Regions from separate parts of the Homo sapiens genome. Here region 1 is linked to region 2. A link is a contact called in ENCODE Hi-C or POLR2A ChIA-PET data. All regions are on one chromosome and are shown on one strand. The core of a region is the stretch at or near the end of the contact, and the rest is flanking DNA. Distances in the headings are between cores, read along the strand shown.

Evidence for each region. Hi-C counts contacts between places; a loop is a spot of excess contacts on that map. ChIA-PET counts read pairs that join two places held with the same protein, here RNA polymerase II (POLR2A). Pooled maps may share reads with other maps.
Region 1: a loop to region 2 is called in a map of endothelial cell of umbilical vein, with 9 times the contacts of the local background. The contact joins two enhancer-like sites. A Hi-C loop is called at or near these places in 2 of 168 maps with a recorded cell type or tissue (CD14-positive monocyte and endothelial cell of umbilical vein) and 2 of 50 pooled maps. POLR2A ChIA-PET finds 5 or more read pairs at or near these places in 4 of 52 experiments (A673, K562, WTC11 and 1 more).

The regions. Positions count from the first base shown.
Region 1 is chr2:239,923,421-239,929,134 of GRCh38, forward strand. It overlaps a transcript of NDUFA10 not described here. Among named protein-coding and RNA genes, the nearest start is that of MIR4786, 17 kb to the right of the region's middle. RefSeq lists a silencer at 5,484-5,705. Within about 2 kb of position 4,336, at least 3 of the 41 ENCODE cell types and tissues checked have a DNase peak (open chromatin) inside an H3K27ac peak, as active enhancers do.
Region 2 is chr2:239,877,323-239,883,232 of GRCh38, forward strand. No RefSeq gene overlaps it. Among named protein-coding and RNA genes, the nearest start is that of MIR4786, 63 kb to the right of the region's middle. Within about 2 kb of position 3,794, at least 8 of the 41 ENCODE cell types and tissues checked have a DNase peak (open chromatin) inside an H3K27ac peak, as active enhancers do.

The sequences.
Region 1 (5,714 bases), core at 3,086-5,585, 47 kb after region 2:
ATATGTTCTCTGACCATAAGGAAACCAAAGAAGAAATCAATAACAAAAAGATAACAGGAGTATCTCAAAGCACTTGAAAATTAAACAACAGATTTATAAATAATACATGGGTTCAAGAAATATCCTAGAAGAAAAGTAAATAATACAGAAAAAATAGAAATAAAAACACACACATCAAAATTTGTGGGGTGCGTATTAAATGCTTACATTAGAAAAGAGGAAGAGTCCCAAATCAATAATTTAAGTGCCAAGATAATCTGAATTCCTACACAAATAAGCTAGGAAAAAGGGCACAATAAACACAGAGCAAGAAAAAAAAGAAAAAGAAAATTAAAAAGCAGAAATCAATGAAATTGAAAACAGAAAAATAAGGGAAATCAAGAAAATAAAAACTTGTTTCCATGAAAATATCAATAAAATTAATAAACCTCTAGCAAGACAGACAAAGGAAAAAGAGAGAAGACACAAATTACCAATGCTGGAAATGAAACAGGTGATATTACTACAGACCCTGCAGCCATTAAAAGGAGCAAATATTACAAACATTACTGCACACATAAATTTCACAACTTAGATGACATGGATCAATTACTTGAAAACTACAGCTCATCCAATATAAAATGCATTTAATCTTTAATTTAAAAGCTTCTTTAAAAGTCTCCATGCCCAGGTGGTATCAGTGGAGAATTCTACCAAACATTCAAAGAGTAATTAGTGCCAATTATACACAGTCTCTTCCAGAAAATAAAAGAGAAAAAAGCATATCCTTTTTCATTTTATGCGACTGGTATTACCTTAATAAAAACCTGAAAAAGGAAGCACAAAAATGAAAAATATCAATATCCTTCATGAACTTAGATACAAACATCCCCAGCAAAACACTAGCAAATTCAATCAAACATCACATTAAAAAAAGAATCATACCCCACAATCAAGTGGGTTTTATTGCAGGAATGCAAAGTAGGGTTCATTGAAAATAATATAATACACCATCAACAGGTAAACAGGTAAAGAAGAAAAACTCACATTATCATATCAATTGATGATGCAGAAAATGTACTTGACAAAAGTCAACCCACTGATTTATGATGTTAAAAAAAAACCTCTCGGCAAACAGGTAGAGAGAGGAACTTCCTCAACTCGATAAAGAACATTTACCAAAAAAAAGAAATCACAGCTAACATAACACTTAATGATAAAAGACTCGGATCCTGAATATCATTAAGAAGTTGGAGATGTCTACTATTACCACTCCTATTCAATGTAGGACCAAAAATCCTAACTAGAGTAGTAAGTCAAGAAAGGAAAACAAATGGCATAGAGATTGGAAAAAAATAAAGAAAAACTCTTCTTATTTGCAGATGACATGATGGTATACATAGAAATTATCTCCCCTCAATTATTTTAAAATTCTTAGAACTAATGCGTGTTCATCAAGGCTGCAGGATACAAGAACAACACACGTAAAAATTATTGTATTTCTGTATAATAGCAATGAGCCCATAGAAACTGAAATTAAAAATACAATGCAGTGTATTTACAATAACTCAAAAAATTACCTATGTATAAATAAACATGCCATGTGCAGGATCTGTATGTTGAAAACTACAAAATGTTAATGAGATAAGTAAAATAAGATCTAAATAGATGGAGAGAAATACCACATTCATGAATTGGAAAACTCAATTCTCCCTAAATTCATCTATAGTCTTAGTGTAGTTCTTATTAAAATCCTAGCAGAAATCTGTGCAGATGTGAATAAGCATATCTTATATTTTATATGGAAAGGAAAATAAACTAGACTAGCTTAAACAAATTTTGAAAAAGAAGAAAAATGTGGGAGGAATCACTCTACCTGATTTTAATTTTTACTCCATCATTACGGTAATCAAGACTATAGAGAAACAGAGAGAAAAGAGAACAGAATAAAGAACCTAGAAACAGATCCATACAAGTACTTCCAATTGATGTTTGACAAAGGTGCAAAAGCAATTCAATGGGGAAGGGATAGTCTTTCTACAAATAAATGGTGCTGAAGTGAGTGAACATCCATTGGCAAAAGAAATGAACTGCGACCTAAGTCTCCCTTTATGTACAAAAATTAACTCACAATGGACCACAGACTTAAATGTAAAGTGTAAAACTACTAAACTTGCAGAAAACAACAGAGAAGGTCATCTTTGAGATCTAGGGTTAGGTGAAGAATTCTTAAGACTTGACTCGTAAAGTATTATCAATTAAAAAATATACATAAAATTGGACCTCACGCAAATTTAAGTTTTTGCTCTGTGAAAAGCCCTAGTGACAGAATGAAAAGACAAGCTACAAGGTGGGAGATCACCTGGCAGAGGACAAAATCTGAAATACATAAAGAAGGTCTCAAATCTCAACAATGATCAGCTCAGTCCAGTTAGAAAATGTGCAAAAGACATGAACAGATATTTCACAAAGAGGATATACAGATTAGCACATGAAAACATGTTAACATCACCAGTCACTAGAGAAATGAAGACCACAATGAAATATCACTATACATCTTTCAGAGCAACTAAAATTAAAAATAGAGACCACACCAAAGCCTGACGAGGATGCTGAGAGATTGTCCTTCACACATCATTGGTGGGAATGTAAGGTGGTACCCCACTCTGGGAAACATTTTGGAGTCTCTGATAAAAAATTAAACATACACTTACCCTACGATCCAGCAATTACACTTCTGGGCATTTACACCAGAGGAATGAAACTTTCTGTCTACACAAAAACTTGTATATCAATGTTCATAGCGGCTTTATTCATAATTGTCAAAATCTGGAAACGATGTCAATTTCCTTCAATGGGTGAATGGTTAAACAAACTGTGGTACACTGGTAATGTGAGCTCAGCAATAAACAGAAAAAACTAGCATACAATGCTTCAGTCAACAACAGACCAAATATGCTACAGTGGTCCCATGAGACTATAATGAAGCTGAAGAAATCCTATCCCCTAGTGACACTGTAGCCAGCATATGTCATAGCTTGTCTGTGATGAGGCTGGTGTAAGCAAACCTACTGTGTGCCAGTCATATACAAGTCTAGCACATGCAATTATGTACAGTACATAATACTGATGAAAATAACTGACGATATTTCTGGATTATATTTTTAGTACACTATACTTTTTATCATAATTTTGGAGTGTACTCCTCCTACTTATAAAAAAAAATAGATACCTGTAAAACAGCCTCAGATAAGTCCTTCAGGAGGTATTCAGAAGAAGGCATCATTACCACAGGGGAGAACAATTCCATGTGTGCTACTGCTCCTGAAGACCTTCCAGTGGGACAGGAGGTGGAGGTGGAAGACAGTGACGTCATATTAGTCTGTCCTCATGCTGCTAATAAAGACGTACCCGAGACCGGGTAATTCATAAAGGAAAGAGGTTTAATGGACTCACAGTTCCACATGGCTGGGGAGGCCTCACAATCATGGTGGAGAGCGAAGGGGAAGCAAGACACGTCTTACATGGTGGCAGGCAAGAAAGTGTGTGCAGGGGAGCTTCTCTTTATAAAACCACCAGATCCCATGAGACTGATTCACTGTGACAAGAACAGCATGGGAAAGATCCACCCCCACGATTCAACGGCCTCCCACCAGGTCCCTCCCACAACACATGGGGATTATGGGAGCTACAATTCAAGATGAGACTTGGGTGGGGACACAGTTATACCCTATCAGACATGGATGATCCTGACCGTATGTAGACCTAGGCTAATGTGTGCATTTGTGCCTTAGTATTTTTTTAAAGTTTTAAAAGTTAAAAAAGTAATAGAATAAAGCTTATAGAATAAGGATATGAAGAAAGAATATAGAGCTGTAACATGTATTTTAAGGTAAATGTTATTATAAAAGAGTCAGAAAGTTAAAAAATATCAAAAAGTGTATGAAGTAAAAGACTTAGAGTAAGCTAAGGTTAGCTTACTGAAGAAAGAAAACTTTTAACGATAAATTGAGTTTAGCCTAAGTGTGCAATGTCTATAAAGTCTGCAGCAGTGCACAGTCATGTCCCAGGCCCTCACGTTCACTCCCCACCCACTGGCTGACTCACCGACCTAACGGTGCAGTCCTCAGGATGTATCCCCGTCATTACACAAAGCATGACTGTATTGCCACTCTCACAGCCTGGAGGGGGCTCAAGGGCATTAGGCTGAATTTTAAAAGTTAATCTCTAAAGGTCACATGCCGCACAATTCCATTTATACAAAATTCTCAAAATGACAAAATCACAGAGCTGCAGAACAGCTTCCTGGTTGCCAGGGTTAGGGGTGGGGCAAGGGGAGGAGCCTGGGTGGCGACTGGGGACAGCCTGAGGGAGATTCACACGATGACATCAGCGTGGCAGCCGCCACAGGTGGCAAAATTCTATAAAACCACATGGAACAACAAATGAGTGTGAGGAAAGCTGGCAAAAACTCGGCAAGGCTGGTGGGCCCATCACTGTCAGGTCCCTGGTACCCCAATACGGTGGCTGTGGGGGTGCTGGGCAAGGACACAGGGGACTTCTGCATGCTGCGTTTGCAATTTCTTGTGCATGTGTAGTCATCAAATTAAAAGTTAAAAGCAAAGACACAAAACACCAGTACCCAGGTAAAGAGCGACTGAAGTCAAGAAGGGCCCTCCCATCCCACATGGGAAAACAGCAGACCCCAGCACAGCCCCCACCACAAACGCGAGTAAGGAGCAGAAGGTCTGTACAAAGATTCCAGGACTTTAAAAAAAAAATAACAAAAGAAGAAAACAAATGTAACAGAAAAAAAAAGGCAGGTACCAATGCCACTTTGAAGGCATAATTGTTCCATAACAGAAGAAAATGTATACCTCAACTGCTTTCATGTTTTCCAAGAAATAAAGGAGCACATGAATTCCATGAATCATGACTAAAGAAAAGAAGGCAAAAGACAAGATGAAATACAGAGCTGGAAAGAGAACACAAAGAGGAAAAAGGAAAACCACTTGCGATCTGAAAATTACTTCTATTGTGATTATTATTCTGTGAAGTCAGTTCCTCATGGCAGGAAATCCCCCGAATCCACGCCAGACTCCTCGGCCCTGGCCCACCGCGAGCCGCTGCTGGGTTTAATGCAGTTCCTGTCTCCCACCCTGGAGCTGTGACAGCGACATCTCGTTTCCAACTATGCTCTCCCCACAGGTGACCTCATCCAGGGCCCTGGGGGACACTCTCACCTGTGATTCCCAAGCTGTCTCCAAGCCCTGCCTCACCTGCTCCAGAGGCACCCAGCCAACCACCGGACATCCCGCTCCAGGTCCCTCTGTGCAAGGATGTCAGACCCTTCCGCGTTCCCTGCAGCGTCCCTTCCAAACAGGTGGTATCCGTGTTCCAAGCAGCCCAGGCCCAACCTCGGAGCCTGTGTGGTTGCTCCTTCACCCCACTCCTCCCATCAGCGGATCCTCCGCGAATCCTCCCAGCCTTGACTCCGAAACGCTTTGTCTCCCATCGCCCCGCGGCCACCCGGATCCCACTCCCGAGGTCAGGAGCCCCCGACTCTTCCTCCTGCACCTACTCCTGTCTCTGTCCAGTGCTCCCCACTGGCGCCCGGTGAGCTGAAGACAAGAACCAAAGCAGGCTTGAACCCCCTCCCGTGCCTTCCCACTGCTCTTTAAAAATGAAGAGAACGCTGCATCTGGCTAACGAGATCGTAACAAGATCGCCACCCG
Region 2 (5,910 bases), core at 2,544-5,043:
TTTGGTCTGGAAAGGAGGGATAACTGGAAACAGGGGCAGATTCAAAGATTTTCTGATTGGCAATTGGTTGAGAGTCACTAGCTAAAGACCTGGAATCAATCAAAAGGAATGTCTGGGTTAGGATAAGGGGTTGTGGAGACCAAGGTTGTGTCATGCAGATGAAGCCTCCAGGTAGCAGGCTTCAGAGCTCTTAGCAGACCTAAAACGGTGCCAGCCTGTTGGTTTTCTCCCCGATCAGGGAAAAGACCTAGAAAAGAATGAGGATTCTCTACAGAATGTAGACTTTCCCCACGAGAGACAGCTTTGCAGGGCCGTTTCAAAATATGTCAAAGAAATATATTTTGGGGTAAAATACTTCCATTTCTTCCAGGGCCTGCAATCTGTCAAGTGATGCTATACTAGAGTCGGGCTGGAATTTGGTATCTTACTGCTACAGCGTCTGTTTCGTCTTCAGATCTGAAATCTGAAGGTCTCTGTTTTAATGTTAATGCTGGTCAGCTGTGCCTGAATTAAAACGGGAGGAGGGTAGAAGGAGGCATGCCTGACCCCCACCTTCCCACCACAGCCTGAACTAATTTTTCAGGTTAACTTGGGAATTCCACTGGCCAAGGGGAGGGAGGGTCCATTCGTCAGGTGGGGGGCTTAGAATTTTATATTTTGTTTACAGCTCCATATGTCCAAGGGGTGAGGGGAAAGATGGTTCCATTAAATAGAGCATTAAAGACACCAAAAAGGCCCAAAATCAAAATTCTAGAGATGAAAACTGCAATGTCTGATATGAAAAGTACACAGAACGGGATCCACAGAAGATTTAAGGTTGCAGGTGAAAAGATTACTGCACCTAAAGGCAGCAATAGAAACCATCCACAATGAAACACAAAGATTTTTAAGACTAACAAATAAAGAAAGGCGTGCATGCTGTGTGACTGCACTGATACACAATTCTTGGATGTGCGACCTAATGGATAGTGACAGAAAGATGGACAGGGTGGGAGAAAGAGACTTCAGAGCAGTGTGAGGAGACTTCCTGGGGTGGTGGACATGGTCGTCATCCTGTGCAGTGAAGGCTGCGTGGGTGTAAACACACAGCACATTTACCAAACTGTACAATGCTAAAACATGCAGTTTATTCATGTCAATTGTAGCTCCATAATTCTGTGATACGTAGTGGGGGAGAGAAAATTAAACATACGACATATTTGGAGGACTATTCAGCAAAATATTAACAATAGTCATGTCTAGATGGTTCATTACTAGTGGTTTTCACTTTCTTTCTTTTTTTTTCCTGTCTGATTTTTCTAATTTGGGTGCCATAGATTTGCATTGCTTTTTGTAACAGTTACCCATTACCGAGTGATAAATGGTCACATGCTTAGCATCTTAATCAACACTCATTAGCTCACAGTGTTATGGGTCAGAAATTCTGCACCACATGGCTGGGCTCTCTGCTTAGGGTCTCACAAGGCCAAAATCAAGATGTGGCAGGGCTGCCTTCTGTGAGGAGGTTTGGGGCAGAATCCCTGTCCGTCTCATTAGGGATGTTGGTCATTTGTTGCCTTGCGTCTGTTTGACTGAGGTCCCGTTTCTTGCTTGCTGTCAGCTGGGGCTGCTTCTGATCTGTGGAGGCTGCCTGCAGCTTCTCGGCTCATTGTCTCCTTAGCCAGGTGTTAAAGCAAACTAAATATGGCCTGTGATGGACTCCGTACTTCTATATTTGAGTCCTTGTGAATGAACTGTAACCTGGCTTAAAAGTCAGACAAAAGGCTGGATGCAGTGGCTCAGGCCTGTAATCCCAGCACTTTGGGAGGCCGAGATGGGCAGATCACGAGGTCAAAAGATGGAGAGCATCCTGCCTAACATGGTGAAACCCCATCTCTACTAAAAAATACAAAAATTAGCCGGGCGTGGTGGCAGGTGCCTGTAGTCCCAGCTACTCGGGAGGCTGAGGCAGGAGAATGGCGTGAACCTGGGAGGCAAAGGTTGCCGTGAGCCAAGATCGTGCCACTGCACTGCACTCCAGCCTGGGCGACAGAGCAAGACTCCGTCTCAAAAAAAAAAAAAAAAAAAAAAAAAAAGTCAGACAAGATTGAAAACTTAATTTAGGAGTATGTGCCTGCCTGAAACAATAGCTGAGTCTTGGCCAATCCCAGTGGCCACACTTCATAGACTGCTGAGTGTTCAAACTGTGTTCAAATAATGCAAACAACGAGCTACAACCAGTCCAGCCGTTCTGCACCTCACTACAAATTTCTGTACGTCATTTCCCTTTTTTTATCTATAAATCTTCCACCATGTGGCTGCGCGGGAGTCTGTGAATCTGCTGTGATTCTGGGGGCTGCCCGATCCGCAAATTGTTCATTGCTCAATTAAACTCTTTTAAATTTAATTTGGCTGAAGTTTTTCTTTTATTACAGGCCACAGCGCAGCTTCCTCCAGGCTGCAGGAGCACAGGTCTCTGACCCTGAGTCCCTCCTTTCCCCTGTCTCTCACCCCTCAAATCAGATGTGAAGGGCTCAGGCGATTTCAATCAGCACCCAAATAGTTGCCCTCTTGGTGAACTCGAAGCCAGCTGATTAGTGACTTTAATTACATTTGTGAAAAATCTTCACTGCCATGTCATGTATCACACAGGGTCTGCCACATCCCAGGGGAGGAAATAATCCAAGGCAGGTACAACAGGGGGTGGAAATCCTTGGGCCACTTTAGAATTCTGCGTACCATAAATGTGTAAAAAGATGAAACTTTCTACAAGAGAAAGGAAGGTCACTCTGAGCTGCATTTTTGTTCAGGAACAGAGAACTCATTGAAACCCACAGGCAGAGCTTGTGCAAAGGGAGAGAGCAGAGAGAACGGCCAATCAGTGGAAAGTTACTCTTCCTGCTTGGAGGAGATATTTTCCTCTATTTTAAAGGCAGCTGTGATGTGATAAACACAAGAGAAGAGCAGCCCCACCCCCCCACCCCATGCACTGATTTCCAGGAGTGGGGCCATGAGCTGGGGGCCCCTGCTGCTCCTGCACCCCTCACCTGTGGTCCCCTGGGGGTTAGGTGACCTGCTGGGTCAGACACCAGCTCTCAGGGAGCCGCAACTCCTGGCATAGGTGCAATGTCTTGGAGTGACAGCAGATTTTTTCAGGCCTAGCTCTGAACTCTCCAAACACAAATCCTCCTAGAAGTCAGCACCCCTCAGTGCCTCACCCTGGAGCTTTGCCACATCACCATTTATTAAGAGAGGGATGCATCTGCCCTGCACACCCTGATGGGACAATTTCCACCCCACCAGCAAGGGGACATCAGTGTGTCCCCCCAGGGCCCTACTGGAGCACCCACCAAGAGGCCCCAAGTGCCCCTGGGGAGAGGGACCTTCAGGAACTCGTCACCTCTCACTGTGCCCCTCTGCTACTCACCGGTCACTCCCCAGAGCCCATCACAGTGACCCAGCACTCCTGAAATGTGAGTTCAATGCTTCAAACTTTCTGCAATACTGACTCTTCAGGCGGATGGTTCATGGTCCCTGAATTCATGATCAGTTATTAAAAATAATAAAATACTTCATCTGTAGGGTGCTTGTGGCTCCCAAAGTGTTTCCTAAGGGTGTACTACCCGAAATCAAAACAAGAAGGGCCCAAATCGTGGGCTCTAATGCTTCCCCAGTGCCCACCCCCCAGCATTCCAACCAGACACAGAAGCCACCAGAAGCATGATCTTAACAAGCAGCATGCCAGCAGGGTTCCCCTAGCTCACAGAGCCCTGCAACCCCAGAACCTGCTTGGAGACCCAGAGGGCAGCCCAGACGCCACCTCCAGCTTTCCCACCTCCATCTGGGCCGCCCTCCCAGCAATCTCGAGTCCTGGGGATCAGGGACCATCTTATTCCTCTTTGCAGGCCCAGGACCTGCCTGTGCCCAGCACAGTACATCTTTGTGGGATAAATGACAGGAGTAATGCATTCACTCTCAAAGCCTGAAGATTATCGAAACAGCCAGGGTCGGGAAGAGAAAAAGGTGAGCACGCAACGCATGGAGGGAGGGAAGCCAGGGCTGAGGGACACCTGGCGTGGACCCTGGGGAACCCGGCCTCCCTCCTGCCCACTGCCCTGCCCCACCAGGGCCTTGCACTTGAGGGTCCGGGGTCTCTCAAGCCCTGTGACCCTGTGCGGGAGCACTCTGTTCCTGTCTTCAATCTTTTTGTGTTTTTAATGCATATCTCTCTCATTCAGTCTCTTGTTTTCTTTTCCCCTAAACCCAGTGGTACAAAAACCAAGGGGGGTGAGATTGTATCTCTGTTTGTTTTGATGGATTGAACATTTTCTTTCCTTGTTCTACATTTTTCAGATTTCTGGGGATTGTTTTCCACCTCTTGATGTTATCTGGGCTCTGGCCAACAGCAACACACACTCTGCCGGTGCCTGAGGGCGGAGTGCGGAAGCAGGGGGCTCAACTTTTGGCTAAATTTAGCTTCTCTTGGGCAGATTTATCTCCATTAATCATAACCAAGCGGAGTTGCTGGAAACTGTGCTTCCCTCGATCCAGCCGCCTGCGTGAATAAGTACTTCCATCCCAGAGAGGATTTCCTGGAGCGAATGCCAATAGTCTCCCTAAACAGCCAGGCAAGCCACAGCAAACAAACAAAAACAACCAAAAACAAAAGGAGCAGCAGCAGCTGGCACAGAGGCGGGTGCTCAGCCTTGTTTTATCCGCAGGTCCCGCACCAAGCAAGTGGAGAAACACACGAGGCTCCCTCAGGCTGGATCCCTGTGTCCCAAGACAGCCAGAGAAGGGGACGGGGACACTGCCCAGCTGTGGGCACCTGCACTTGGAGGTCACCCCACCACCGCCTGGGAAAGCCTCGAAGCCTCATAGCACAGGGGTGGCCAGAGTACTCCCTGAACTGCGAGTCTGGTTAGTTCTTGGTGGTGGGCACAGGTGAGTGACATCTACCTTCCGCACTTGTCTCTGTGTGTGAGATACTTGGTTATTGGAAAAAAATGAAATCTGTGAGTCTTTGGATCCCTGTTTGGCCCAGGAACAGGCCACCCTCTTCTTTACTGAGTCAATGCTAAAGTCACTGTTGACCCAAAGCATAGGGATGAGCGGGAGACGTTTCAGACTCCAACAGGTGCTCCATCTGGTGGCGACTTCAGGAACATCTTCCAAGTCAAGGTGGCAGGTGTGCACCTGTGGGCTCCTTCTTGAAGGCCCGTCCTGCAGGCACCCATCCAGGAAGGAAGGCTGAGGAACTGCAGGGAGCTGAGGGCTGGGCATGACCACAGACCATGATGGTTTTTCTGGGTGCATCATTCAACCACTATTTCCGAGAGCCTGCCCTGGTCCAGGCACTATGTGCTGGCAATCCAAAGAGGGGCTGTGGGCTGGGGTCTGAGTGTCAGACAGCAGCTGAGTAGAAGGTTTTAATCAGCGTTTTCCAGCACGTGAACTGTAAGACTTGCAGGCAGAGAGCTTCCTGTCTCCTGAAGGATTGAAACAAGAGCTTGGGGTCAATTGGAAGAGGGTGGGAGGTGGCTCTGCTATCCTGGGAGCCCACAATATCCAGTCTGGACCACTGGGTCCTCTGAGGTCCAGGAAAGATGGCATCGAGCCAAGCTCTGTTTCTCATACTCTATGGAGGACCACTGGATGAGCAGATTGTGACAAGGGCTGGCAGGAGGCCCACTAAGTGCTGGTGGGACTGGGGGAGGTCAACTCTGCCCTCAGGCTGGGGCCTTATCTGAGGAGCAGGTGCTGCTGGTGATGCCTGGAGCCCACCAACATACCTGGTACCCGGGATCAACGTCCTCTCACCTGAGTCACTCTGAGGTGCACGTCCCTGTGCTGAGCCTCAGTATCCTCAGCTGCAGAAGGGGCAGATAGACAAGAAGAACTCTAGGGCCCTCCTCCCCAGCTCTGTGACTC